3 separate regions of the Homo sapiens genome follow, and regions 1 and 3 are each linked to region 2. A link is a loop called in an ENCODE intact Hi-C map of the cell type or tissue named here. Cell type or tissue: mammary epithelial cell. All regions are shown on one strand. Region 1 overlaps RAP1GDS1 (Rap1 GTPase-GDP dissociation stimulator 1). Region 2 has its middle 24 kb from the start of STPG2. Region 3 overlaps RAP1GDS1 (Rap1 GTPase-GDP dissociation stimulator 1).

Evidence for each region. Hi-C counts contacts between places; a loop is a spot of excess contacts. Peaks named below come from ENCODE experiments on the same cell type or tissue, not always from the same donor. Only the 100,000 strongest peaks of a DNase experiment are listed, where the experiment ranks them.
Region 1: a loop joins it to region 2, with 2.6 times the contacts of the local background. A loop is called at or near these places in 4 of 110 quality-filtered maps.
Region 3: a loop joins it to region 2, with 2.2 times the contacts of the local background. A loop is called at or near these places in 4 of 110 quality-filtered maps.

The regions. Positions count from the first base shown.
Region 1 is chr4:98,381,316-98,389,315 of GRCh38, reverse strand. All of the region lies in intron 5 of RAP1GDS1 (Rap1 GTPase-GDP dissociation stimulator 1), which reads right to left. Among named protein-coding and RNA genes, the nearest start is that of RAP1GDS1, 120 kb to the right of the region's middle. In mammary epithelial cell, no CTCF peak of the experiment used is centred here; no DNase peak of the experiment used is centred here.
Region 2 is chr4:98,163,010-98,171,009 of GRCh38, reverse strand. No RefSeq gene overlaps it. Among named protein-coding and RNA genes, the nearest start is that of STPG2, 24 kb to the right of the region's middle. In mammary epithelial cell, no CTCF peak of the experiment used is centred here; a DNase peak (open chromatin) is centred at 4,409.
Region 3 is chr4:98,443,763-98,451,762 of GRCh38, reverse strand. RAP1GDS1 (Rap1 GTPase-GDP dissociation stimulator 1) reads right to left here. Exons shown (of 15, transcript NM_001100427.2): 15 at 7,905-8,000. Among named protein-coding and RNA genes, the nearest start is that of RAP1GDS1, 190 kb to the right of the region's middle. In mammary epithelial cell, no CTCF peak of the experiment used is centred here; DNase peaks (open chromatin) are centred at 4,502 and 4,862; H3K27ac peaks cover 2,792 bases.

The DNA.
Region 1 (8,000 bases), 220 kb before region 2:
AGAGAAAAAAAAAACACACTTTTACAGAAACAGGTTGATATAAATTTCCACTTCATGGACAAAGAAAGAGGCCTCCTAGAATATGGTTCTCAAAAAGTGTCCCTGGAACCCTTTCAGAGGATCACAAAGTCAAAGCTATTTTCATAAAAATCCCAAGATTTTATTTGCTCTTGCCACTGTGTTGACATTTGTACCAATGGTACGAAAGCAATGGTAGGTAAAACTGCTGGCATTTTAGCATGAACACCAGCAATGGCACCAAATTGTATTAGTAGCCATTGTTTTCTTCACCATCACAAATAGTAAAACAAACTGCTATTCTTTGCAGCAATTTTTTTGGGAAAATATTTTTCATAAAAATGTTATTTCTGTTAACATATAATAGGTTTCTTATTTTAAAATGAAATACTAAATAATTTTAAATATTTTCTTCATTTAAATTTCTAATTCAGTAAATATTGACAGACATAACCCAAATACATAAAAAAAGTCTTCTAGGTCTTCTATAATTTTTAGACATCTAAAATCATAAGACCAAAATTTAAGAACCAGTGTCAAAGGACTACCTAATTTTAAAAAAAAAAATTTTTGAGACGAAGTCTCACTCTGTTGCTCAGGCTGGAGTGCGGTGGTGTGATCTCAGTTCACTGCAACCTCCGCCTCCCAGGGTCAAGCACTTCTCTTGCCTCAGCCTCCCGAGTAGCTGGGATTATAGGCCCCTGCCACCACACCTAGCTAATTTTTGTATTTTTAGTAGAGACAGGGTTTCACCATGTTGGACAGGTTGGTCTCGAACTCCTGACCTCAGGCGATCCATCCGCCTCGGCCTCCCAAAGTGCTGGGATTACAGGTGTGAGCTACAGCGCCCACCAGGGCTATCTCATTTTTATAAGAGATTGGGAGGTGAGTGGGAAACATGGTAAATATTCTGAAGTTCAATGATGTGCTTAGCAGAAGTGATAACAGGAAAAAAATTAGATAAAAGCTTGGTAGGAATCCTAGATTTTGGCACTCTGATATTTTCAGAGAAATAACACTAATAAAGCTCCTAACATCTCATCATGCTTATTTGAGAAGAAACTCTACTTAAGCCTAAGAGATCATTCCAGATTGAGTCTACCTATTTCAGTTACTATGTAGATGTTACAATTCAGTAGGTGGCGGTGCTGTTTTTTGAAAAGATTAAGTAGGGGTCCTGTTTGTGTAGGATAAGTTGATATTCTTATTGACATAAACAAATGATTCATTTGATCATCTTTTTTATTGCCCAAAGAAAACTTGCAAATGTTTTTCAAAGGATAATAGCTGACATCCATGGTATCATGAATGTTATCAGGAGTATGACTTTTAAGCGAAAGACAAACAGGAAGAAATTCTGAGAACTAGAAATAGTTCTTGTTCTCTAGATACATTAGGCAGATTAAGTGAAGCAACTGCAAGACTACTACTTCTGCCTCCCTCAGTGAATATCAGCACCTCCAGGAGAATGTTATCAGAGCTCAACAAACACAGCAATTCACAAAAATGTAACCCAGGCCCATACATAGCAAACACTTATGTGTGAAAGACAGTCTTTAGACAGCACAATGTCATAAATGTCCGAAGACTCTGTTTTAACTGCTCCTGACACACATCACAGACAAACACTGACCAAATACAGATTTACGAAATTACATAATATCAAAATGACACAGGCCCTACATGATCTATGGGGAGGAAGAGGAAGAAAGGCACTGAGGGGGTGCAATACAGATGCATATACAAAGAGATATAAGGCAATCAACGCATGCGCTGGTGTGAACACTTACCTACCTACATTTGAATTTCAATGGTTCCAAGTTCTTCAGGTCACACTCATGGAAACTCCAAAGAATGGAGATCTGGAGAGAAGATCTCAAGTTGAGGAACCTTTTCCCCCCTGAGTTTTAAGTTTAATGTTTAAAACATTGGTATAACTAGATTATAGGTCCAGAAAAGTATGCTGAGAATTCCAGTGATTCAACTGAAGTTACTAAAAATAAGTTTGTTAAGAAGATTATAACAGGTTTACCTTATTCCTAAGGCCTTATAGACAATGTTATAAGATTAAGCTTTTTGGTAAATAGAACTTAAGAATGAACTTGTAAAAACAAGACAAGACACAATTCAAAATACAGTCTGTACATTAGTACGTAGATATATTATTCACAGTATAATGATATGATATTGCCATTTACAGGCTTGCATTAAAAATCCCATCTACAGTCAAATGAGTTGAGCATAGTTGAAACAGTGAAAGAAGCAAATAAAACTCTTGATGAAAAGTTCTAATACAAATTGGCTAAAAATCATTTGGGCATAATAAAGACTGAAGAAAACTACCTTTGATTTAATGACATATCTGTATTTCCAAAAAAGGATATGAAAATTAAAAATTAGAAACGATACAACTGAAGTAGAGCTTCAAGTTCAAGCAAGTTTTAGCTCTATTATAACACTGCAAAGTAAACTGACTTAAATATGGCTACCAAGAGGATGATTAGTGGTTAAAAACTTTATATACTCAAATGTTTATAAAGTGGAGAACTTTATTCTAAGCCTAGTGTTGAGGATATAAAAACTAGATTACTTACATGTGTTTAAAATTCAATTATTTTAAAGCCTTCTTTATATCAAACATGCATGTGTTTTGCACCCAGATTGTCGCTTTAAGCCCCATTATACATTTCAATGATACATAGAAATTTCAAAAAAAAAAAAAGCCAACATTCATTAATATTGACAATATTGGAGGTTTAAAACAATACATTTATACATTTCTTCCTAGTCGCTAACAAATAAAAAACTAGAAAAGATAATTCTAAGGTTCTTTCTGGGTTCTGAAAATAAAAATTGTCTCTACATGGCAAAATTTCCCTTTTGTAAAAGTTTTAAATATAAATGGCAAAATTATATGTGTGAGATTGATGTAAAACAGAAGCAACAACAAAAAAATGCCAAAGCAAAAATCAACAGATAGTAAAAATATTTTATTATTCTTAAGAAACTTATTCATTTACTGTTCTCAATATAATGACAACTAGAGTGATTATGCCTTAATCTAGTAGATAATTTTTCCCCATATTTACTACAGGTTAATTATTTGTTACAGATCAACTTTTGTTACAATGAATACTGCTACAAAAAAATTCTATAGATATGTTTATTCTGATTAAAGAAAACTCTACGCTTTCATCTCAGAAAAAAACTGGTCTTTTAAGTTAAATGTCTTTTTTTTTTTTAAAGAGGACTACTGCCAGCTGTTGCTTAAGCAGCATTTATTAAGAGAAACCAATTCAGTCTCTGCTTTCATACAGCACTGCTGAGATAAAGACCACATCTACAGTAAGTATAAATTTAAGCCTGAATTTTTGTACAGCAAGTTAAGCTAATGCCAAATTAATTTATATTCCAACGTGTATCTTACAAACATATGCTTAAAAACATAGAAATCCCTTCTTTTACAAAAGAATATATTAGCTTAAAAAAAACTTTTCTAGTTACCATGGGGCATTATTGTAATTTAGTTTTTACAGTTTAAAATTGCACAGAAGTTATTTGCAAGGCAAAAATTCTGTTAACAAGATACATCTGCATATTCAAAAGCATTTCACTTTCTAGTTTTTCAAGTAGGACTTAAAAATTTTTTAGTAAATAAAACAATATAGGCAGTACAGTATTAACTGGATTTTACTTATAGTTAAAAAAACAGGATTAATAATCTTCATAAAAGTTAATTTACACATGATGCTTTTCTGGGTTCAGCGCCTCTCTGAATGGACTTTGTAAATGGCCTAAATTAGACACGCAAATACAGATATCTGGCTAAAACCTATTATTTACCTCTGATTTTAGCCTCAGCTTTTGAAAGGCCAAACAGCTCAATGCTTACTTCAACATCATTTCTGGAACCTAAAAATTTGTGCATGATCAATGATTATGTGCCTCATATCATCATATTTCAACTAGTATAGGAACACTTACAGTAAAGACCTGGTCTTTCAGACTTGTTACTATCTGAATATTTATTTTTAAATATAGGTAAGCATTTCATGTAAAGAGAAAATTTGCCTATATGCTTTATATGTTGAAATTCTATCAGTTGAAATGTAAATGCATATTATTATATTAAAATGCACCAATAATTAATGGTGATATACATCTTGTAAGGATGAAATCAAAATCAGAAAACCAATTTTTCCACTTCAAATTTTCACAATGAGAAAAATCTTGAAAATAATATTTGATAACGGCTATGATTAATCTTCAATCCAGACATAAAGCAAATAAAAATGAGAAAACCATACTAAAGAATGAGCAACTCCAAACATATTTTGCCCTTTCACTGCCCTCAACTAAGTGGGCATCTATGTGGTATTATGATATTAAATGCATTATCATAATCGCAGTAGCAATCTAGAAGCTAACAATGCTGAGAAAGTATTATTCCTGTAATAATATAATGCCAAATTTTAAGTATTAGACTGCTAAAATTACTGACAAAAAGACTATAATAATTTTATTTTTCTAAGATAAAATTTCAGCTTCTTACATTCAGAAGTTCATTCTCTAATGGCCAAAGCTGAATATAAATGCCAATACTTGATCATGTGGAATTAGACCAAAATGTGTATCTGATACACCTCTACTGAAAATCAAGCTCTCAGCCTGTTCATTAAGTAACAGCATTATCATAGAAATAGTCTAGGAAGATTATCACTAAAAGCTAACCTGGTCTAATTGGTCAAATTTAATAGGTTGAATTAGCAAGAGGCACCAGACTAACTAACTGCTCTATTCTTTAGTGAAACAATTTGTTTAAAATAACACTTGTGGTAGAACTTTATGAAAGCAACCTTTTTCAGCAAACTGACTAGAAAGCTGTTGGACAAACAGCAAAAATTCAGGAATTTTTAAAAAAGAGAACAACAGTAAATAAAGAACAACAGTTAGTATAATAAAGAAAGAATAAAAAAGCCTAAGTACTTTTCAGCTGCCCAATAAGTCTTCAACACACTTCATTTAACTCACTGGAGTAAAAAGTGACAAACTGGGCTTCAAAAGATGTTAACTTAAATGTACATCTCCCATGTCTTCATAAATAGAGGAAAAATAAAATACATGTAAGGTAGTATGATGGAAAATTAGTTTCATTAAAAAAGACAGTATCAGAACAAGGATCTCTGAGAAAGAAGAAAAACTTTAAAAAAGATAATAAATTGCAAAGATACAATTTTACCTTTTACATATTGTTTTGTTCTTTTTCCTTAGAGTAAGGTAAAAATAATTTACTATTTAGGAAATATATAAATTATTAACTAGCTTGTAACCACAGTAAGTAAAGTTTAAAAATAGTTCTTCACTCATGTGAAGCAAATCATTTTTCTAAACATCTAACACATCTAGGAAATGCTCTTTTTCACCCGTAATAAAGTATTGTAATACTGAAACATAAGGATAAACATGCAGCTCAGGCCAACATGCTTTTTAGTTTTTAATTATGAACTAAGAAATTGTTGCTATTGACTGAAAGTAGCAGCTAAGATTAATTACACATTAAATAATCTTTAATATGGGGAGAAGTAGTATAGGCCTTTTTTAAACAAGTGAATTTAAACAATGAGCTTAATATTTAAACTCAGTTGTCATGCTTCAATAATATGCCACAGGTGTTACACTTCCTAAATTACATACATGGCCTCCCTTCAACCATAGCTTAATTATCATCAGCCCATGCGACAAATAAATATAAGAATTATCATGTAGGTATCTCAGAGAGATTTCAGGAACTACAAAAAAAGAGAAATTAGTTTTTCAATAATGAGGAGTAATTAAAATATTAGAAAAATCGGCTGTATTTGTAGAAATCATATATACACATATCATACATGTATATATAAAATATAGGTCAGATGAAGAAGCCTAGACTGCATATGTTAATAATTTTAGAAGATACTTTTTCCTTTCCTGATGGCATCTTTCAATTGCCTCTACTTTTCTCTCTTATGGCATAGCTTACGTAAAATAGTAACTTTAGTGTTTAATGCTTATCATTTACCACTTTCTTTAAGAGTTATAATAGAATTTTCCCTCTATTTGTGTCTCTAGCACAACAATACTAGGAGAAAAAGTTAAACCCTCAATTACACCTTCCATGAGATATTTATTGATTAATTACATCTACTTACAACAATGGTGACTACCAATAGATTTGTCAACAAGGTGGTGTTCTGGTCTTTAGTGCTTTGCTTTAGATCACTGGTTTGTTTCTATTCAAACGTGCAATTAATTCAAGTGTACAAATGCAGACTCAACACGCTTGTGGATCACCTATGGGAAATTTTTAATTACAGATCTGGTACTTGTTACTACCAGTGTGTTTTCAATGCCCCTTACTGCTGCCACCATGTATCATACGTAGATAAGGAACATCAACTAACATAGTGGGAAAGAGTTTGTAATGGTTCTAACTTATTTAATGAAGCAAATGCATTCCAATAACATGTTTCTCTTCCAAGTATTGAATTTGCTAATGAAAATTTTAGACGATAATAAGTATCCAGAAAAAGTCAATCAATGAAAATTTTCCAAACTCCTATGTGCTAAAACAGTGTTATATTTGAAAACAGCTGGATGACTGAACAAAATTTTCAGTCATCACTGCAATGTTTTGGCATTGGGTAACCAAAGCTAGGAAACAGATAACAAACTAATGAGATTAAAATACCTACAATTAAAGGTTTGAGTTCCTTGGATTATAGAATAACTAAAGTTGTAACAAAATGAAGAAAAAAAAATAGCAAGTTCAACACATTCCCTCAAACTGAATGTCAAAGTGTCAACAAGCTTTTCTACAGCCATAATTGTCAAATATTCAGGCTATTTTCATGAGCCACAGAATCAAAGAGTGCTTTTTCACCATGTGAAAAACATGTATATTTTTTCCAAAATGGATAAATTTAAAACAATTTTTACTAAAGTTTTGTGTTATTTAAATATTATTTTATTTATGCATTATTGATACAACTTCTTTGGCTAAGCAATTATAACTTTTGCTATTCAGATTATTCTACACTTACCTGAGTATTAACTGCTTCACCAATAGGGAAACAAAAGTATATATCCAGCTCATAGCTTAGAGGTATAGAGTCTTGAGCTAGTTTAAAACTTTTGAAACTGATAAATTATGAATTATATACAGCTTTAGCAAATGGTACAAAAATGACTTTACTGAATATTTTCATAACATATATGACTTGCATGTGTTTAGGAAACTTGTTTTATTCCTTATTTAATGGGTTTAAAAAGTGGATATGCTCTGAGTTTTACTGTATGAACAGGAAGCTTCTGAATCAAGACATTCTAAGTTTCAATTTTGAGACTAATAAATAATTTGAAAATATTCTCTTCAGGGAAACTATGTTGGTGGATTTTTGTGACCACTCTCAGTACTTTTTTTTTATAAGCATACTTTAAACATTTTATACATACAGCTAAAGAACAATAACTTCCTAACTACAGATACGGCTTAAGTTATTGGGTCCAAGGCAGTTAACTTTTCTACTACAGCAGGAAAAAGCTATTTGTCACTCAATATTTTACTTATAAATTAGCAGAGTCTTGTATACTGATGTTCTACATAGTAAATACATATAAAAAGAAACTTCACTTATTAGTGCTAATAGAAAGTGCCTCCTGAGTTTCAAAAAGCTGTTATTTTTTGTTTCAGGGACTTATCTAGGTACACATGATCAATACCAAACAATCTGAGTCAGTAAAGATGATGTAATATTTAAGTCTTCAAACATAAATTTTAAGGAAAAGAGAAAGCAAATAATGGACAAAACAATAAAGACGCTTTAATAATTATGCCAAACATACATAAAAGGATATAATTTCAGTGAACATTAGAAGAAAAAGAATCACTTCACAAATTAAGACACTCGTGACAGACAAAATGTAAAAAGGAAGTAGAGGAAAGA
Region 2 (8,000 bases):
GCTTATTAAGCAACATTGTAATTCTAATTTGGCTTCCTGTGGCTGTCAGAGCGACAAATCTTGGACTTAGTGAGATTTGTATTGTCTGTACTAACCATGGCAAAATTGAACTGCAACCATGCATTTAGCTATTTCTTTACAGATACATTATTAACTATTCCACCCTGGAAACTGAGAGACTGAGAAACAGAAGCAGTAAAATGGCTAGAATTATATTTCAGGTATACTGTATATCTCAGGCTGCAGTGTGAAGATGGGATTTAAAAAATACAATACTGTAATCAGGCAGACAAGTTAGAAGTGTGTTGCTGAGATTGTCCAGGCAGGGGATAATGAGGGCCTGAACTAGGGGTGTGTAGGATTATAGGAATGTGGAGCCAAAACAGGAAATATTTCTCTGCACCTGATGACCAGTCCTAGATACTATTTTCTAAATCTACTCACTTGATAAGTGAGCAATATTTTCTCATTATTTAGATTTTAATCACTCATTACTTATGAAGATGCAGGTTTATTACTTGATTGATTATTTTGCTTAACTACTATTTAACTTTTTAAAATTTAATTTTTCTTTCATAAAATTCTTTAGATTTTGAATAACAACAGAGTCAAACTATTGAGAATAACCAACAATGGCAATAGGGGCGTTTAAACACTGAAAACCAAATAGAACAAATTGAAATACAAAGCAATCCTATTTTACTTTAATGTAATGCATTAATTTTGGTCTGACCTTCAGCTTTGATTTACACAAAGTTGCCTGGGAGACAGAATTTACTGACTCAGCATAGACCAAAGGACTTGTGTTGTAAGAATCTGAAGATTTAATTCTAAGGAATAGAATAAATTCCTCCAGAATTCAATCAGTTCAAAGGCTCAGAAAAATAATTTTTAAAATAAGACTAGAAGAGCAATTCATAAGCAAACTCTATGGAAATATTTTTCTTCCTGGTGTTTATTTATTGTACAGTAAGCAAAGATAATAGCAACAAAGGACTTACAATTTTTTCCATGGACCAAAGATTTTTATAACCCAAACTCAAATTCGAATGATGTACAACTAGCATCTCTTAATTACCTTACAAATCATCTTTTTCTCATTTTCTTTTCTTTTGTTACTCTCAAATACTTCTTAGTATGAAAGTAACATGTAAGCACTATAGCACTGTGAAAAGGATTCTGAAATCAGATCTGGGCTTTTACAGTAGCCCTGTAACTGACACATCACATGTTCATAGCATTTTTTTGAACTTTAGTTTTCTCTTCCATAAATAAAAAATTACATGATTCTTCTAAGGATTAGATAGGGCCAGATTATACATTAAGCACACAGTGGATGTAATTCTCTCTTATTCCACAAGTTGTTTTTAAATATGATAATCATTTACACTGAATTTTGAATTGATTTTACAGGTGTGCTCCAAAAGATCAATGCAAAAAAATCCATACTTGGGCCAGGCACAGTGACTCATGCCTGTAATCCCAGCACTTTGAGAGGCTAAGGTGGATTGCTTGAGGAGTTCAAGACCAGCTTGGGCAACATAGTGAGACCCCATCTTTACAAAAAATAAAAAAAATTACCTGGGCCTGGTGGCACACATGCCTGTAGTCCCAGCTACTTGGGTGGTGAGGTGGGAGGATCACTTGAGCCCAGGAAGTTGAGGCTGCAGCGAGCCATGATCAGAACACTGCACTCCAGCTTGGGCCACAGAACAAAACCCTGTTAAAGATATAAAGAAATAAATAAATAAACAAATCCATGCTTACTTCAGCTTTCCTGAGCACATGTGAGGCTGCCCTTTCATTAAAGTCTATAATCTATACCTGAAATATCTTTACCTTTTTGTTCAGTACTGCCTCCAACTCATAGGAATGCTTAATTAACTGCAGACCAAAACCAAAACAATTTAAACCTTATAATAAGCAAAGGGGAATTTAAGAAATTACAAAAATTCTTGAAAACGACAAGTACTAATTATCCCTAAAATTTCTTACAGTCTTCTTATTTGTGTTATCTGTTTTTTGTTTTCCAGCACCATGCTGTGCCTAACACAGTGGGTATGACTTGAAGGAGCCCTGTAAGTAGGCAATTTGCTGCCCATCTCATGGAGGGAAAAGGTGAAGAACATCCAACACTATTTGCAAAAGTAGATTCTTGCAGCCTGAGATGAATTTTGGGTCCCACTGCTGCTAGAACCAATAGAATCTTTAGTCCCTTGCAGACATCCCCTTTTTCTCTCTGAGCACAAACCACAGATGGGCCGCTCCTCAATCTAGGTCAGAATCATACTGGCCCTAGATCTGTGGTCACCTTGTTTTTCTTTTTTGATAGATGTTAAGGGTCAGAGCATCTTAAGCTAATACTTGATCTTAGTATGTCTTCTGTTCTTTTTGATTTGCCTCAGGAATATTCTTTAGCCAGAGGCGTATGTGAGTTTTTTTTTCAGGTAGAGTTCAGCTATTTGAACAATTGATTTAAACTAGTGTGTGAACCTCTTCTCACTAATGGCCAAATAGCCCATAGTAGCAGCAGGTTCTTCCAAATTTGAAATGTTTGCTTCCTTTAAAATCTCCAGCATAATTCTCATTTTTGGTCTGCAGGGAATGGTTCCTAGAGTTCTCAGCTCAGCTGTCTATCAGAGACAGATGAAATACCATGAATTCAAGGAGTCTCTGACTATTGCCTCTTTTAATTATTTCTCTGCAATGGAAAGTAAAAAGTCTATTATTAGGTGACAACTGATTCAGGTAATCAATTGGATGCTAAACTATCCCATACACAACAGGAAACTTACATGGTCTCAACTTATCCAGTCACAAATTACCAATTAATTATAAAAGGAAAACTAGTAACTTTATAGGGGAGCAACCTGGCAGACAGCACCTTAATTGAGTGATCAAAGTTAACATCACCAATAATGGGACTGAGTGGAGAAAACTCAAACGGTTTTCCTCTGCTTTCACACTACAACAACACAGAATATTTCTGTGACCAGATGTGTGGGTTCCCCCTCTCCCTGCCACACCAAGGAGTTCTGTAGCGGACACCAGCTGGATATCCTCTAATTCAATTCAATTCATTTCTGACAGTATCTTCCTGGAGATCCCATGATTGAGGGCTCAGTCTCCAAGACTGCCTCCCACTCCCCACTTCAGATGTCAGTCTCAAGTCCTAGGTTGTTTTACCTGTGCTTCTGACAATTGGTTATAAATTGGGGTCTCATGACCGCCTCCTCAGATTTGGTTAATTTGCTAGAGCAGCTCACATAACTCAGGGAAACATTTACATTTACCAGTACACTATAAACGATATTACAAAGGATATAGATGAAGAGATGCATGTGCTGAGGCATGGGAAGGGGATGTGGATGCCCTCCCCAGGTGAGCCATCCTCCAGGAGCCTCTATGGTTTTGGCTACCTGAAAGCTCTCTGAACCCCGTCCTTTTGGGTTTTTATGGGAGCTTCATAATATAGGCACTATTGGTTAAATCATTAGCCATTAATGATCAACTTAACTTTCCTCTACCCTCCTCAGAGGTGAAAGTCTCAACCTCCTAATCCTGCCTTAGTTTTTGCAGTGACTAGCCCCCATCCTGAAGCTACCTAGAAGCTGCCAACCATCAGTCAATTATTAGCATACAAAAAGACTTTGGGGATTCTAAGGATTTTAGTTGTATGGGTTGGAGATCAAATAAAGCATATACTTTATAATATCACAGTGACAAATAGTCATCAAGTGCCTCCTGATGAGAAATACTGCTAAGAACAACATGAAACTTATATAGTATTTCTGCCAAAAATACATAACCTTAATGAAACCATGAGGACAGCTCAAACAAATCTAGAGGGAGGGATGAAGCAAAATGGCTGAATAGAATCCTCTACTGATCATTTTCCCAACAGGAACACCAACTTTGACAACTATTGACACAAAAAAACACTTTCATAAAAAACAAAAATCAGGTGAGTAACCAATACCTAGTTTTACCTTCATATCGCTGAAAGAGGTACTGAAGGGGGTAGGAAAAACAGTCTCGAATCACTGATATCACCCCTCCCCAGTCCCCTGGCAGTAGCTTCATGGCAAGGAGAGAGAATCTGTGCTCTTGAGGGAGGGAGAGCACATTGAATTCAGTGTTGCCCTGTTACAGTAGAAGGCAAAACTGGGCTGAACTCAGCTGAAGCCTACCTACAGAGGGGACATTTAGACCAGCCCTAGCCAGAGGGGAATTGCCCATCCCAGCAGTCAGAACCTGAGTTCCAGCAAGCCCTGCCACTGTTGGCAAAAGTGCTCTGGGACTTTAAATAAACGTGAAGGGCAGTCTGGGTCATTGGGACTGCAGTTCCTAAGCAGATCATAGTGCTGAGCTGGGCTTGGAGCTGGCAGACCTGGAGGGCATACAACCTACTGGGACACCAGCCAGGGTGACTAACGGAGTGCTTGCATCTCTCCTCCCCCAACCCCAGGTAGCACAGTTCTCAGCAAAGAAAGTAAGTCCTTTCTTCTGCTTGAGGAGAGGAGAAAGAAAAGTAAAGAGGACTTTGTCTTGCATGTTGGACATCAGCTCAGTCATAGCAAAATAGGGCACTGAGCAGAGTTGTGAGGCCCCCTTTCTAAGCCCTAGCTCCTGGATGACGTTGCTAGATGAGATCCTGGGCCAGAAGGGAACCTTAGGCCTTGAAAAGAAAGACCCAGTCCTGGCGGCATTCATCTCCCGCTGACTAAAGAGCCCTTGCACCCTGAATAACCAGCGGTGATAACTAGGGAGTATGCCATGTGTGTTGGGCTGTGAGACATGCTGACTTTAGTGGTGACCCAGCACATTCCCAGCTGTGGTGGCTGCAGTGAAAGACTCATTCTGTTTGAGAAAAGCAGAAGGAAAAGTAAAGTGGACTTTGTCTTGCACCCTAGATACCAGCTCAACCACAAAGGAGTAGAGTAAAAAGCAGGCTTTTGGGGTCCCCGCATCTAGGCCTAGGCTGCTGGACAGCATTTCTGGACCTTCCCTGGGCCAGAGGGGAGCCCACTGACCTGGAGGGTGAGTCTCAGGCCAGGTAGCATTCATCATAAGTTAACCGAAGGTAACCCTTGGGCTTTAAGGGGACATCGGTGGTAGTCTACTCCAATCAGTTGCAGGCTTTAAGAGAAAAAGACAGAGGTACCTCATAGAAGAGAGAATTCTGGCAGCAGACGCCCTTTGGACTCCAATTCTTCCTTGCCAGTCTTCCCTGAGTCTCTAGCCTGCTTGCCTACCCTGAAGATTTTGGAAGTTATAACCCCCACAACTGTGTAGGCCAATGCCTCACAATAAATCTTTCTCTTTCTTGACACAGACAGACACACACACACACACACACACACACACACACACACACACACACACACACACACACACACCTATTGCTTTTGTTTCTGGAGAAACCTGACTTACATAGTTCTCTCAACAGGAATAGCCTTGCCAGCAAGACAAATGTACACACCCAGTGCTTAGATGGGCTTACCTGGGTGATTCCTCTTTTAATCTACTTCCGTAGCCAATCAATATCTCCCTTTCCTTTTTCTGGATACATTCATTCATCAGCTATATTAATATAGTTAATAAGGAATAGTCAACTGTTGCTTACTTGTCTTGGCAAGAAGTCTGTCTTTCGAGTGACTTGACCTATAAATTGACTATATGTAAACACATAGTTTACCTCTTTAAGGACAATCTTATTTACCCAATATTCAAATTCTTGTGAGACCATCACTGCAGCACTTTGTACTAATGACAGTAGAAAGTAAATTAATGTTTTACTTATAGCTGCATTTGAAGTTGGTATACCAGACATTTCCTAGACATCAATGGCTAGTCCAATTGTGTAAGATGATGTTTGGGAAATCTCTTAAGCATTGTTCTTCCTTGTAATTATTTCACTTGAGCTTAGGTATCCTGCTGTTGTATTATTTCCATGTGCCTGCATTTGCATATTTCCATTGTGATAAACATCTGCACTCATCTTTACTTTCTTTTCTCCTGTCTTAGAAAATGAAGTGTCCCTCCTACTGCTCAACCCACTGCCATTTGCCTTTTGCCTTTTCCCCACCTAAAGACTGAAACGATCTTTACTGAAATAATGTATTAAAATTGCCAAATTCACTGGAGTCTTGTCAATCTTTATCTTACCAAATCTCTCTTTATTTCTGATTGTTGAACAAACACTTTTCAGAACTCTATCCTTTCTGCTCTTGGCTTCCCTGACATTATTTATTCTAATTCTAACCACATATGCCTATAAGCCCTGGACAATTTTATTATTTTCCTTGATAGGCTCCTCCTCTTTTGCTGCCAAATCATTAATCATGATTTGTTTCTGTCTTCAGGCACTGCTTTTCTCTCTTTTTCTCCTCATGTTGGATGACCACTAACATGTTTTTTATTTATTTATTTACTTTTTTGGGGGGAGACGGTATTATTACGGATTTGAGTTTTATTATTACTCAAATCCGTCTCCCTGAGCGTTCGAGGACAGGAGTTTTTAAGGACAACTTGGTGTGTGACAGGAAGCTAGTGAACCGGGAGTGCTGATTGGTCAGGTCAGAAATGAAATAACAGGAAGTCGAAGCTGTCCTCTTGCACGGAGTCAGTTCCTGGTTGGGGGCCACAAGATCACATGAGCCAGTTTATCAATCTGGGTGGTGCCAGCTGATCCATCAAGTGCAGGGTCTGCAAAATACCTCAAGCACTGATCTTAGGAGCAGTTTAGGGAGGGTCAGAGTCTTGTATCCTCCAGTTGTGTGACTCCTAAACAATAACTTCTAATCTTGTGGCTAAATTTGTTAGTTCTACAAAGGTAGTCTAATCCCCAGGCAAGAAGGGGGTTTGTTTTGGGAAAGGGCTGTTACCATCTTTGTTTTAAACTATAAACTAAGTTCCTCCCAAAGTTAGTTCCGCCTATGCCCAGGAATGAACAAGGACAGCTTGGAGATTAGAAGCAAGATGGAGTTGGTTAGGTTAGATCTCATTCGCTAAGTTATAATTTTGCAATGGCCGTTTCAATCCCTCCCTGTGGGTTTTATAACACTTTAATCTCAAGATGTTGGCTAAACAAGATGAGAAACAGGCAGAGACCACCCTAACTTCTTCCTGCTGATCAGGGGCATAGTGGTGGTAGGCGTTGACCCCAAGGTAAGAGGAGTGGAATGTCTTTGCCACTGTCTGAGCATACTCACTTAGGCCTGGCTGTGGTTCCAAGGCTTGCATGGCAAAAACGTTAGTATTGTCACCTATAGTTTTAGCACCACATTTAAAGGAAAAGCATACTATAAGATAAACAATGGGCATGAGGGTAAAGAGGGCAATTCCCAGTTTTAAAGTAAAGATTTGAAAACATTAGTTTGGGGACTTGTAGTCCACAAAGAATTTAGGATTTATTCCAAACTGCAGGGAAAAAACAAACAAACAAACAAAAAACAACCCAAGAACAGCTAAGAATGTATATTATAGTCTTTTTTAAGCACAATTTTTCTCTCTCCAGTCCCCATTTTTATTAAAAGCAAGTCATGATAGGATTGATTCATTTGCAAACTAAACTTCAGTCTTATACTTGGCCTGATTATTTGTATAAAGTACAGCAAGAATAATTATTTTTCACATAGGCTCTTTAATATTGGCTTTGCTGAAACTTTGTTCTATAAGGAATCTGAGGTTGTACTTTTTTTTTTTGAGACGGAGTCTCGCTTTGTCACCCAGGCTGGAGTGCAGTGGCATGATCTCGGCTCACTGTAACCTCTGCCTCTCAGTTTCAAGCAATTCTCCTGTCTCAGCCTCCTGAGTAGCTGGGATTACAGGTGCGCCGCCACCAAGCCTGGCTAATTTTTGTATTTTTTTTTTAGTAGAGACGGGGTTTCACCATATTGGTCAGGCTGGTCTCGAACTCCTGACCTCAGGTGTTCGCCCACCTTGGCCTCGCAAAGTGCTGGGATTACATGCATGAGCCACCATGCCTGACCAAAAAA
Region 3 (8,000 bases), 280 kb before region 2:
CACAATGATGTGTGAGTTTAGGAAGTGCCAAAGGGAGCACTGAGGCCTGCGGGGCTCAGTTTGTTTATGGAGCAACCCCTGTACTCATGGCTCAGCTGGAATAAGAACGTGTCCACTTGCCTATCTCCTCCTCAAGATCCTCTAGGCATCTCCAACCAAATGTGTCAAAGCCAACTCATTTTACAGGAACCCACTTTCCTTTCTGTGTTCCTCCTTTTAGTTAACATCACCACCATCTTCTGCCCAGTCACCCAACTCAGATACTTCAGAATGATCTTCTTTTCCAATCTCTAGCTCCATAAAAGTATCCCAGACCCTTCCTCTCTAAAAATCCTAGTTTAGGCATCAACAATTGTGAAGTGTTTGAGATTTTACCCTCCTTGCAAGCTAACAAGTTAGCCTGCCACAGGTACATAGATGCTGAGAGAAGGCCTGAGACTCCTGGGTCAGACTGAAAGGACTTTATTATGCATGCACCCCTGGTAAAATGAATCTCATGTTTGCAGTAGTTTCTCTTGCTTCCCAAGTCCGACAGGGAACAGTGGCCCAGATGGATACTTCACACACAGCAGGTTTATGCCCCAGCGAAGGAACTGAGTTTAGGAAACCCCAGTCTCATAAAGGGGCCTGCAAGTGATCCTGACCAAACTTTGCCCCCGAGGGAGACCTTATCTTGATTTCTGTACAGTAAAAATAAATCTGCCTGTCCCAGGGAGACACTGTCTCTATCTTACAAGGCTATTTGGCATATAAAGATCCTTGAAAAGGTAGTTAAAAAGAAAAAGCTGAAGCTGTCTTTCACAGAGGTATGGAAATACAAGATACCCATCGAGAATTGTCTCTCAACATCAGGAATTCATCACAATTACCTATTAATTTCCTTTCTGCTAGCCTGCCCCACCCCCATTAGCAATAATTCTGATTCTAGAACAAAACATAAAGCAAATATACCCATCTTTTATGTAGAAACCTTGGTTTTTCCGTTATATAATACAAAGTTAAAATGGCTAATGTCTACTCCCTGCTCCTGCCATCTCTTCTGCTCTATTTTCCTAGCCTTTTCTTTTGCTCCCACCCTTCCTTCCTATGTACCCTCTGCCCCAAGATGCCCAGAGCACCCAGAGTCACCTCTACAGAACCCCATAACTCTGTTCATGCCTTGGTTAAAGCCCTTACTTGTTTGCTCAATAATCAGGTTCATGTTTATCTTCTTCCAACACAGTGCCTGACATAGTAAGTGTTTAGTAAATCTTTGGGTAGTGAGGAAGGCTGTTGAGTTAGAGAGTCAGGCTTTTTGGTGTATTTTTGAACTTTGAGGGTTAAAACTGGTAGCCCCAGTTGTTTAAATCCTTTGGATTCTGTTGTCATGAGGTCTGTGGCCATGGCCTTTAAGCAGAACAAATTGTCCTAGGGGAGATTTTGATACATTAACGACTAGCTTCATGAATCAAGATTTCATTCCATTTGAAATAATGGAAAACCCTGCCTGAGGGATTTCAACGTCAGGTGTGTGTCTCCTGCCATCAGCATGAGGGTTCTCAGCATAGGGCCGCTACTCCAGCTTATTGATGCTCCTGTGGACCCAGGCTCTTTGTACCTTTCTGTTCCACTGTCCTTAAGGTACAGGCCTTCATCCTCAGGTTTCTACCTAATCGTTGCTGAAGGGCTGCATATTTGAGGCAAGAAGGAGGGGAAAAAAAGGAAAAGGTGAAGGGACAAAACAGCATTTGCCCAGCAGGTCTTTTCCTTTCTATTTACTAAAGGATGCCATATCTGGGGATTTCTATGGAACTGTAGCACTAGCTTGGAAAGCTGGAAAATGGGACTATTTGAAGCTTGACGTACTAGTCTCTGAACAAAATCGGGGTTCTGTTAATAAGGAGAGCTGGATATTGAAGAAATAATTCATATTTGCCACAAAGACATTTTTTGAACACTTATTGATACTATATTCTTTTTTCAAATATGGTAGGGATGTAAGAGTTCTGGCATGTTTTTGGCTATGGGTTGGCCATCCAGAGCAAACGCAAGGTTTGGCAACTATTCCTCTGCCATTGCCATGCTCTAGCTCCCGGTCTATGTAACCCTTGTTAGCTTAAGGCAAGGAGAATTATCTGGTCTTTCTTTGAGCCCACTGGGGCTTACTCACTCTGGGGTATATAGGGAACATGCTGTTCTTCGGTACATGCTGTCGTTGAAACATTTAGGAGCAGAATGTTTCTTTTCACTGGAATCTTGGCTGGAATGGAGCAGAACTTCTAATTATATGAGTCCTTTAAAATGAGGAGGCTCATTTCTGTGGGGTTGGCTATAAAGAGGAAATTGTGGTTGATCAGGTTAGCCTGGGAGGTTGGCAGGTAGAGTCTGTGTTAGGAATTCTCCAAAGGGAGGCCTCCAAAAGCAGAGCGCAATAAGCCTGGGTGAGCAGGCTTCCATATTATATAAGATCCCCTGACTCATGGGATAAAGATGATGATGAAGATGTCTTTGGCCTGAGGAGAAGGGCTATATTCCTGATCCAGCTAAGGGACTTTCTAAATCCCTGCAGTCCCACAAGCTGCTGCCAGCCCTGTGAGAGGAGAGGGAACAGGAGGGCCAGCACCAGCTCCCTCCTATCAGCAGGATGTGGTGAGTGCAGGCTTGGGCATGGCTTGCAGCTGTTTTCATGTTCCTGCCACTTGTCAGACTGCAGCTGTCACTGACTCTCAGGATGGCAAGTCTTCTCTGGGGGACTAAAGGCAGTGCAAGTTTGCACAGGTCATATAAATGACCTTGGGTCAAATATTTGGATCTTCCTTAAACATGGCCTTTCCCATAGTGCTGTTCTCTGTCCCTAAAAATCCATTTCCCTTTCTCCTGCTCTGGAAGCAGACAGCCTCCATCCACAGGGTCACAGATGCATAGGCTTCCAGGGGCTATGCAGTTTAGGTGAATGGCCAGGTGGGGATCTAATCCAGTAGAGAGACATATCCTGTCCAAAGGGGGCCCCACCCACATGCTCTTCTCCTGAAATGTAGAGTCCCTGGTTTCCAGATCTCCTCATTTTAAAAGAAAAGCCAGAGAAATGGATTTTTATGCAAAATCACTTACATTTTAAATGTTTAAAGCTATTCATTTTTTCTCCTTTTCTTCTTCCTTTTTTTTTTTTTTAAAAAATACCAGGCCGGACGCGGTGACTCACGCCTGTAATCCCAGCACTTTGGGAGGCTGAGGCGGGCGGATCACAAGGTCAGGAGATTGAGACCATCCTGGCTAACACGGTGAAACCATGTCTCTACTAAAAATACAAAAAATTAGCTGGGCGTGGTGGCGGGCACCTGTAGTCCCAGCTACTCAGGAGGCTGAGGCAGGAGAATGGCGTGAACCCGGGAAGCAGAGCTTGCAGCAAGCTGAGATGGCACCACTGCACTCCAGCCTGGGTGACAGAACAAGACTCCATCTCAAAACAAAACAAAACAAAAAACAACAACCATGTGGCCCAAACAACATGTGTGAGGGCCCCTAGTTTGTTTGCCATCCCTAGTCTATAGAGGAAGAAACAGATTGGCCAGGTGATAGAATCATGAAGAGCATGAAGAGTGTTTAATGATGACTCTTGTGGAAGAAGAGGCCCTCCACTCCTTCCCTCCCCTCTCCATGTGAGTGGTGCCTGGAGAGTGTTGATCAGCTTGGAAGAAATCAGAGTGGTGGTTCACAGGTTTGTTTAGAGGCGCAAATATGTTGCTAGCAGTTGATGGCAGTGCTAAGAGGTGATTAGACTCCAATCAGCTAAACATCAGTTCCATAGGTACTTGTAGGTATGCTCTATACCTCTTCTGATACACTCTGAACGCACTCTGATACATTTGGTAATGGGGCGGTGGTAGATGTTGCGTGGGTGTAAGTGATGTAACGCTTGGATGCCCAGGAGGAGGTGCTGTTGTGGGTTCCCTCGGGAGAGTGGGGAGGGCTTGGTTGGAGCAGAGTGTTCAAGAGGTGATGAAAAGTAAGGGTGTATCAGGAAGGGTTGCACAGAGGCTGGGCAGGGCAGCTCTGCCTCACTGAGAAATTTGATCAGGATCTCTGAGGAAGAAAGGATTGGGGCTTTGATTTAAGAATTAGGGGCAGAAAATAGAGGGACTGGCAAGTCAGATAGTTTTTAATTGAGGAACTACCCTAGCATCTGAAAACACACACAACCTAGCATTTGGGGTTTGTTTTTTAAAAGTCAGAATATATCTTGAATGTCTAGATGCAGGAAAAGGTTAAGATTCTGGTACAGCCATATAATTAAAGAACATGGGGGTATGGTGGCTCATGCCTATAATTCCAGCACTTTGGGAGGATCGCTTGAGTCTGGAAATTCAAGGCTAGCCTGGGCAACAAAGCAAGACTTCATCTCTGCAACATTTAAAAAAAAAAATAGCCGGGCATAGTAGTGATGCCTGTGGTCCCAGCTACTAGGGAAGCTGAGGTGTATCAGTTGAGCCCAGCAGGTTGCGGCTGTGGTGAGTCAAGATTGCGCCACTGCACTCCAGCCTGTGCAAGACCTCATCTCAAAACCACAAAGAACACAACAAAGAACAAAAAATAGGCAGCCATTAAAAAAGAGGTTTATAAAAACTTGAGTTGTTAGTAACATGAGAAATTCTTAAGTGGGGGGAAAAAAGGATATAGCTACACATGGCACAATGCTTCAACCATGTAAATACACCCTGGGCAACTGCTGTGGGCAAGCATGCCAGAAGGTCATTCTGAAACTTTGCATCAGACATTAGGCACAGGTATAACAAAGCATGCTTTCTATGAACTAACTGTCAGATCATATTATAACACAAATGCGAGGCCGTTCTCTCATTAACAGGAAATGAATTTTTGTCAGATGGTTTTCTCAGGTCAGTGAACATCTTGTTCTCACTTGTTGTGGCTTAGGGGAAGTCACTGTGTTTCACAATCACGATAGGGTAACAAGAGGACAAGAAATAGGCGAGTGGGAAGCAAAGGAATTAATAGTTATTACTTTGGGATATGATGAATCTACATGGACACTCTGCTGTGTTACTTCCTCTAACTTCTGCTGGGTACTAGGGGATGAGGCTGTGTGGGTGAAAAGAGCAGAATATGATTCATTAACACCTCTTCTACTTTTCTTACCTACACAAAAAAGGAAGTCATGGTAGGAGAAGCATGGTAGAGAGTGGGTTGCATTCTGGAAACTTGAGAAAAGGGAGGGTGGGGCAACGGAACTGTCTACCTACCGATAGTTGGCTTTAGCCGAAATTAGGAACTATTTTGGGTTCCTCCAAAGATGGGTCTGAAGTCAAAGCTCCTCTGGTTAATATTTCCTCACATCATCTTAGAATTGGATTCAATCATCCCTTCCTTCCTAAGTTCTAAGTGTTTTAGGTATCTGTCTGACATGCCTATGCTAGACATCAAGGAACTAAGCACCAAGATGCTGAGCAGAACCTCCCTGAAGGGAGGTCAAGGTCAGAGGTGCTGACCTTCTCTGGTCCTCCTGCTAGTGGACCAGAGAAGACCACCAGACCAAGAGAGCAAAGGTCAGAAGAACCGCAGGCAGCAGTACCTACCTGGCTTGTTTTGTTTGATAATTTGGTTCCAATATATAAAAATGAATTGTCATCATATTAAGTTCCTGTCTAGTGTTATAAATAGGAGACAGATGTGTATTGTCCATTTTCAAAGTGTTAGGGAGAATCTCTGTGGCTACAGCTAAAAAGCTCAATTTCATTAAAAATTTTATTTTTATTTTGGGACAGACTCTCACTCTGTCATCCAGGTTGGAGTGCAGTGGCACGATCTCGGCTCACTGCAACCTCTGCTTTCCAGGTTCAAGGGATTCTCCTGTCCCAGCCTCCTAAGTAGCTGGGATTACAGGTGTGCACCCTGATGCCTGGTTAATTTTTGTATTTTTAGTGGAGACAGGGTTTCACCATGTTGACCAGGCTGGTCTTGAACTCCTGACCTCAAGTGACCTACACGCCTCAGCCTCCCAAAGTGTTGGGATTACAGGTGTGAGCCATTTTGTTTCTACATTACAAACTATTAATAGGCATACTGTCTGCTGTTTGGGGGTTGTTTTTTGAATCCTTTTAGTTGGGAATCCTGCAGCAGTGAGAGAGGAGTATATAGGTTAGGCCCTAAGATATCACAATTCCATCTCACCTTGTCTTGAACGTCTAAAAGTTCAATTGTCATGAAAATCCTAAGGGAAGTAGGGATTATTAAACTTGTCATATTGAGAAATCAGGCCCAAAGAGTTTAAGTAACTTGGCTATGGTCACACAGCTAGTATGTAACAGACCCAGGATATGACTATAGATTAGACAGCATCCAAAGACCACACTCTTTGCACTGTATCACCCTTTTAAAGTACATAACTTGAGTCAGACACACCTATAAAACATACGCCTGTAATCCCAACACTTTGGGAGGCCGAGGCGGGTGGATCACTTGAGGTCAGGAGTTCAAGACCAGCCTGGTCAACATGGTAAAACCCTGTCTCCACTAAAAATACAAAAATTAACCAGGCGTCAGAGCACATGCCTGTAATCCCAGCTACTTGGGAGGCTGGGACAGGAGAATCACTTGAACCTGGAAAGCGGAGGTTGCAGTGAGCAAGATCGTGCCACTGCACTCCAGCCTGGACGACAGAGTGAAGTTACATGGCATATTATTTATATGTATATAGGCAAAGTTAGAGATCACACCTGTGAAAAAAGACCTCAGTTTTCCTGGCTACAGCTATAAAGATTCATCCCAAATATTATTACATGCTTTTTAATAGACACTTGTGTAATACAAATGTTATAGCGTCCTAATGTTAAGTGGCTTTTAAGCTTACTGATTCCAGTAACAGCTGGATACAAAGGGTAATGCTCACCTAAATGTCTTAATGTCTAGATATCCTCACCCAGTATGTTCAAGAGAATTAGATAATAAGCCTCCTAATTATAACAAAGAGCATTTCTTTTTGAATTCTTCACATGTAGCATTTTTCAGAACACTTCAGACTAATGCTTGCATATGAGAACTGCATTCTATTCAAGAAATCATTTTAGATGAAAAAGTTTTCTTCTATGTCTCCATTCTTATCAGACAGTATGCTCAAAACATGTTTTTATCATGGAAAACACTGGGTTATGGGCTAGTGTTTGCTTTGAGCACAATGAGGTTATGGTCTAGGTGGGTGGGCTGGCATGACTCCAAGTTGCTAATGGGGTTGGGGGGAAAGGGGTATATTCTAGTGCATTGCACTCAGGCATCTTCTTTGCTTGTATTCCTGCCCTTTTCATCTATGTTCTAGTACTGGCTCAAGATTGACAGTTAAAGCTTTGTTGTGCTGTTCTTCCCTCCTGTTGTCTCCCTTAGAATGTACTCTTAGTGGGTAGCAAACTAACTTAATAAATAGTGGCCTCTAGGACTAAGATTTAGTAGCAGGAGATAAGCGAGAGTACAGTCTGTAGACTCTCCCATCCACTGCAATGGCACATCAGTGTACCATCTAATTTGGTAGCCCCTGTGATAAGGGCACAGCCTTCTGGTCTTTCCGTACAATGATGAGTACTTTGAATTGCACTTTATTTTGCTGGAGATGGGAGTTCCTAGCATATTAGCAAATTGATGGCTGGCAGCTGGCCTAGATGGTAACTTCTCTCACATTTACGATTTTAGGATGCTTTTGTTAAAATTTTTTCCCTAAAGTCAGACAAACTATCAAATCTCAAACTTTCTATCAGTCAGTCAGTCTATCTTTCTGGAATTAGTTCAGGCAGTCTGGAAACTTCATGGATGCAGGATTCATTCATTCAGTCAACAAATATTTGTTGAACATCAATAGCAAGCCTTATTCTAGGAGCTGGAAATAGAGACAAAATATACAAACAAACCAAATGATGCCATTATAGCTTCATATACTATTTATTAAGTTATTAATATGAACAGATATGCAACATTACAGATGTCTTTCAAAGCCTGTAATAAAATATAGTCCACTATCC